Regions from separate parts of the Homo sapiens genome. Here region 2 is linked to region 1. The links are chromatin contacts, found by Hi-C or POLR2A ChIA-PET in ENCODE. All regions are on one chromosome and are shown on one strand. The core of a region is the stretch at or near the end of the contact, and the rest is flanking DNA. Distances in the headings are between cores, read along the strand shown. Region 1 holds the start of LINC00896 (long intergenic non-protein coding RNA 896). Region 2 holds the start of RTN4R (reticulon 4 receptor).

Region 1 (2,909 bases), core at 129-2,628:
CGGTGGGAGCCAGGGGAAGGGCAGAAGGGGACACTGGGCCACCCTGGAGAAGCCAGGTCAGGGCTGGCCCAGCAGGATGGGGGCTCTCTGCCTCTATGGCCAGCATTCCCAGCTGAGTCCCCAACTCTGCAGCCAGGAAGCCCCGTAGTGTGAAGGATGGGGACATCGCGATGCCCTGGCCCTGAGCCCACCAGGTGGCCCCAGGGCCCCACCCTGCCTGGCTCTTCCTGCATGGGTCTGGGGTGATGGGGGCTCATCTGAGGCCCAGTGCTGCCCACCTCGAATCCCCAAATCCCAAATTGGATTAGTTGTGTTTAGAAAGCAGCAAAGCTGCTATATTTGAGCAAAGGCTCAGCAGATTACCCTGGGCCAAGAGGGTGTCTGCCTGTGTGAGGGGGATTTGAGGAGGAAAAACTGCACTAAACAAGTGTTCATTGAAAAGAAACTTGGGGGATCATCTGAGTCAGCCGGGCCCTCCACCTGCCCCATAACACCTTCTCCAGCATGGGCTCCTGCTGCTGCTGGGACAACCAAGCAGGAGTGGACGGGGTCAGGCCACAGGCCACTGGGCCCAAGGCCAGGAAGGGGCGCCCAGGACTGCCCATGGGAGAAGGGCGTGGTGCCGACACGAGGTCACCTGGAGTCCCTGGGACTGGCCCTCCACCTCGTGACTCAGTCGCCACCCGGTGGCCCTCTCAGAAGCCCAGGGCCCAGCATACAGGAAGCTCCATGAGTGCTCATCATCACACACACTCCAGAGGCTGAGAACATCTTGGAGGCCTGGGGCCTGCTGGCCAGACCCTGTCCTGGGCCCTGAACACAGGCTGGGCCTGGAAGGGACAGTGAGGGGGGCCAGAGCCCATGCCTGCTCAGTGCAGCAAGCCCAGGCACCTGGTGGGTGGGCCCTGCAGCCAGGGAGGCCCCTGCACCCCACCCTTCCCAGCCCTGCCCTGGGTACCGTGTGCCACATCTCAGAGCCCACCCATGGGGCCCTCCCAACTCCAGCCAGGAGGGAGGATAGAGAACTTTTATTTCAGAAGAGTGCAAATAAACAAATCCTTCCTTCCCCCACCATAAAGAGCCCGGCTGGCTTTAGGAGAGAAGGCAGAATTTTTAGCCTCTCCTTTCCTCAAGGCACAGCAGGCCGAGCCTGTGTCACTCATGGCCCCTTTTACAAGTAAAGAATCCAGCTCTGGGCAGTCAGGTCTGCCCAGTGGAGGTGTTTGCCCTGGGGGGCCGGCTCACCTATCCGTAGGACCTGGCTCCTAGGGGTCCAGCCAGTCCCTGGCCTCCTGTTGATACGGAAAGGAAGTGCTGAGAAGGGAAAAGCGTGGTCCCTTTAAATGATACAGAGGAGGGACGGGAAGTGCTCCGTAGAGAAGGGCGTGGTCCCTGCCTAGGGCTCCACCCCCACGAACCTAGGTGAGGACAGGCATTTCCTGCCCAAATGTTGCATTTCCCAAGACCACCCTGGCCTGCCATGCCTCCATCCTATGCCTATAAAAACCCAAGACCCTAGCAAGGCAGAGACAGAAGCCTCTGTGTGGGGAGAGGAACACACTGGTGGAAGAAGACAAGCTGCTGGACATCCCGAGAATGTTGCCTGACTCCAGGGGAAAACCATCTCCCCTCTGGCTCCCCCATCTGCTGAGAGCTACTTCCACTCAATAAAACCTTGCACTCATTCTCCAAGCCCACGTGTGATCCAATTTTTTGGTACACCAAGGCAAGAAACCCTGGGATACAGAAATTCCTCTGTCCTTGTTATAAGGCAGGGGTCTAATTGAGCTCACTCTCACCAGCCACCTACAGACCGCTAGACTAAAAGACCACCCGGTAACGCACTCCCACTGGGGTTTCAAGAGCTGTAAACATTCACCCCCAGACACTGCCATGGGGTCAGAGCCCCACAGCCTGCCCGTCTGTATGCTCCCCTAGAGGTGTGAGCGGTGGGGCACTGAAGAAGCGAGCCACTCCCCCGCTGCATGCCCTGCGCCCTGCGCGGGGTAACCAGGGAACCCTTCCTGTTTCACTGTTTCACTGGGTAGAGATCTCCCGGCTGGAGACAGAATGGTGGGGAGAGGCCAGATGTGCCCAGCAGGTAGGGGATTCTCCAGGGGGGAGGCTGAGGCTGTTAGGAAAGGAGGGGCTGAGGGGGCGCCACAGCCCTCCCCGCTCCGCACCACACCCCACGTTAAACCCCTGTCCTCCACTCCTCTCCTGGGGCTAAGGAGGCTGAGAGTAGAGCTCAGAGGCCCACGCCCAGCACACAGGAGGCAGTGGGGGCTGTGGACGGGGCCAACGAGCCATGGGGTTGCTGGGCTGAAGCACCGGTGATGGCAGGCGTGTGAGAGGGAAGTGGGGGTGAGCCAGCCCTGTGGGCCTCTAGGCCCAGCTTCTGGGTATCCTGGCCCCCTGGAATGACCCAGGGCAGGAGCCTCTGACACCCGCCCCAAATGCCTGTGACCCCGTCCTGAGTGGGGGTCCTCCTTCTGGCCGTGACCGCCCTGGAGTGGCTTCTCAGCATTTTGTGGTCAGCACTCTCAGCCCCTCTGCCTTGCACCGTGTCATTTTCAGCAGATCCTGAGCCAGAGAAGGCCATCAATTATTCAGCTCCTGCCTCTCAGCCTCCTCCGTTAGTACCTCTTAAAGCCGGGAAGATAAATCTCTCCGCTTGCTCCGTGGCGCCGACAGGAAGCAGGGCGGCACCAGGACCGTGACAGGCCCCGGCTGGGCCCCGGTTTCCCGAGCCAGCACAGGCGGCCTGCAAGGCTTCTCTGCTATTAAATCCATAATTCAGCGGCAACGCAGCTGGGGCCTGGCACACAGGGTCCCTGTGATGAGGAGGGGCTGCCCCTGCCGGAATGCACCAGAGGCTGCCACCAGGGAGAGAGTTACAAGGACCACTT
Region 2 (2,909 bases), core at 276-2,775, 62 kb before region 1:
CAGGCCTCAGCCTCCCACTGGCTCTGTGAGCTTCGCCTGAGGTTCCCTATCTGTGCAATGGGTGATGACGTCTTGGTGTGGCTCTGGGAGGACCTGTTGAGCCACCTCAGGGGCTGAGCTGGTGGCACTCGGCAGCCAGCACCCTCTGGGGAGGTGGCAGTGTGTGCACAGCCCACCCCTTCAGGAGGCCAGGGGACAGAGTGGCTGGGGGTGTCTGGGCCCCACCTCACCTTCTGTGTGGCTGGGAATGGCATGCACTCCACAATGCCCTCATAAGCCTAGGCTGGGACAAGGGTGATAGGGATAAAGCAGGCCAAAGTGATGAGGGCCACAGAGCGGCAGCCAGAGGCATGTGGGCAGTGCAGCCTCCACACCAGGCAGAGGGCCCACCCAGCATGGCTCCACCCTGCGAAGCTGCCTGCCACTGGGATCAGATGGGAGCACCAGGGCTCTGGGAGGTCCTCACTTCCTCTGCACAAGGCAGGCAGGTCACCGGCCCTGCGCCCTGCTCATCTCCCTCAGGGCCACCTCCATGGCCAGGGGCAGGCAGAGGGCACAGGGGTGCCCAGTCACCAGGTCTCTCTGCTTCATATCAGTGGACCTGGGCTCTGAGGGGGGCCATCAAGGCATCAGGCTGGCCCACTCCGTCCTTGAGTCAGGGTCCTACAGACTGACACCAGGTGGGCCTGCAAGACCCTCATCTGCATGGTCCTCTCATGCAGGGTGGGCCTGGGGAGGACCCAGCCCGGCTGAGCTGACTCCCAGCACTTCTCCAGGTGCAGGGGCAGCCTGGCAGTTGTCTGAAGACCCCGGGATGCACTTAGGAGCTCATCGGTGAGGCCCGGTAGGTGCCCCGAGCAGAAGATTGAGAAGGGACACCTGCACCCCTGTGTGGTGTGTGCAGGGGCGTCACTGGATTCTCTGGCCCCATGCCTCACACCGCCCGTGGGGGGCTGGCTTGGTAGAGTGGGGGGATACTAAGCAGGTGACCTCGGAGAGCGTCTTCTGGGTTTGGAGCCCCCATTCCGCAGAAGGGAAGAGGTGGGGGACCCCTGCAGGGTTACGGGTAACATCAGGCCTAGGTCCCTTCTCTAGGATGGTGCAGAGAGGGCCACAAAGGCCCAGGAGGGCCCCCAGAACTCTCTTAAGCCCTGAGCCTGTTTCTTACTGAAAAATGGGGGCGATCGTGCTGCAGCAAGGGGCTTCTGTGCAGGGGGCGGGGGATTCATGGGTTTCGTGAGGCCAGGAAGGGAGTGGGTCAGGCAGAGGCCATTCCTAGGCCTCGGGACAAAGCCCTTGCCCGCTTGGGGACCGGGCCAGCCTAGGCCGCCACACCCTCGGGCCCGCGTCCCCGGCCGGCTCCGGCCCGGGCCGCCATCCCCTCCGCCGCCTGCAGGGGCCGCCGCCTCTTCAGGAATGCGCCGCCTTTGTCTGGGACCGCGCGGCGCCGGTGCACCGGGCGGGCTGAGCGCCTCCTGCGGCCCGGCCTGCGCGCCCCGGCCCGCCGCGCCGCCCACGCCCCAACCCCCGCGCCGCCGCCGCCCTCGCCCTGTGCGCCCTGCGCGCCCTGCGCACCCGCGGCCCGAGCCCAGCCAGAGCCGGGCGGAGCGGAGCGCGCCGAGCCTCGTCCCGCGGCCGGGCCGGGGCCGGGCCGTAGCGGCGGCGCCTGGATGCGGACCCGGCCGCGGGGAGACGGGCGCCCGCCCCGAAACGACTTTCAGTCCCCGACGCGCCCCGCCCAACCCCTACGATGAAGAGGGCGTCCGCTGGAGGTGAGTGTCCGCGCTGCACCCGAGCCCGGCCGGCGGCGGGGCGCGGAGGGGGGCGGCTCGCCCCCTCCCCGGAGCCGCAGGGCCCGTCCCGGGCTGCCGAGGCGAGGGAAGCGTAGCCGGGCGGCAGGGAAAGCCACCGCAGTGCCGCGCCAGGCTGGGGCCGCTGGCGCCCCGGCCCCGGGAGGGCGGAGCCGGAGGCGGCAGGAAAAGTTGCCGCTTCCCGGGAAAGTTGACGGCTTCGGCAGGGCCGAGGGTGGCGGTCCGAGGGTCCCCGATGCTGGGCCAAGTCGAGGGCGGGGGCCGTGGGCTGGAAGGGCGGGGCCCGGCCTCGGAGCGCCCCGGCCACCAAGGGGTTAACGAGCGGGTTTTTGCAGAAACGTGGGTACCGAGGGTGGGTGGGGGTGTCGGGCCGCCTCCACCCCAGCCTCACGGTCTGGGCTCAGAACCTCCCGTTTCTCCGAGGTCAGTCCACAGTGGGATGAATGGGGGCGTTGGCGGCAGTAGAGGGCGTGGGGGACAGGGTTGTCCCAGCGCTGCCTCCAGGGCGGGCGGTGAGAGGAGGCAGCAACGCCCGCCATCTGCAGCCCGAGGGACATTGAGAGGCTTGGCTGGGGGAATCAGGGGCGGTGGGGCAATCAGCAACCCCTCCCTAGCAGCCCTCGTGGGACTCCCCCGCCCCACCGGCTGTGAGGTCCCGCGGTGCGGGCAAGGGAGGGTGGGCTCCATGTGAGTTGGGCATGCCCCGCCTGGAGGGTGCTCCCCAGGTGCCCACCCAGGCTGCCCTGCTGATGTCCATGGTGCCGCAGGCTGCACACACGTTTCCTTGCACGTGCACTTGTCTACACGGACTGCACACTTGCACACCTCTGGTGCACATGCAAGCCAACGCCGCCCCAGTGTGCACATGCACAAACACTGGGTGCACACACGGACTCTGAGGGTGCATATCTGTGTCCTCGCCCCCGCCTGCACACCCACGGCCACACATGCATGCACGCGGCATGCCTGCTGTGGTCTCCACGGGTGGCACATGCTGGGGCCCCTTTCGCAATAACCACTCCCGCACCCACATGCTCGTCTGTTGAGTGGGGAGGCCAGGCCCACAGACAGGGGCAAGACATCCTGGGCCCCACCTCT

The links. Hi-C counts contacts between places; a loop is a spot of excess contacts on that map. ChIA-PET counts read pairs that join two places held with the same protein, here RNA polymerase II (POLR2A). Pooled maps may share reads with other maps.
Region 2: a loop to region 1 is called in a map of CD8-positive, alpha-beta T cell, with 14 times the contacts of the local background. The contact joins the promoter of RTN4R here to the promoter of LINC00896 in region 1. A Hi-C loop is called at or near these places in 16 of 168 maps with a recorded cell type or tissue (CD4-positive, alpha-beta T cell, CD8-positive, alpha-beta T cell, GM11168 and 12 more), 6 of 37 single-sample maps with no recorded cell type and 20 of 50 pooled maps. POLR2A ChIA-PET finds 5 or more read pairs at or near these places in 3 of 52 experiments (H1, K562 and activated CD8-positive, alpha-beta memory T cell).

What each region holds. Positions count from the first base shown.
Region 1 is chr22:20,204,801-20,207,709 of GRCh38, reverse strand. It overlaps LINC00896 (long intergenic non-protein coding RNA 896), which reads right to left and starts at 1,378. Exons shown (of 1, transcript NR_026919.1): 1 at 1-1,378. LOC105372862 (a long non-coding RNA gene) reads left to right here. Exons shown (of 3, transcript XR_938009.3): 3 at 1,465-1,692. It overlaps LINC02891 (long intergenic non-protein coding RNA 2891), which reads left to right and starts at 2,792. Exons shown (of 4, transcript NR_038460.2): 1 at 2,792-2,909. RefSeq lists an enhancer at 1,022-1,261.
Region 2 is chr22:20,266,934-20,269,842 of GRCh38, reverse strand. RTN4R (reticulon 4 receptor) reads left to right here and starts at 1,525. Exons shown (of 2, transcript NM_023004.6): 1 at 1,525-1,772. The coding sequence starts at 1,751. RefSeq lists silencers at 1,262-1,321, 1,372-1,531, 1,622-1,781 and an enhancer at 1,993-2,681.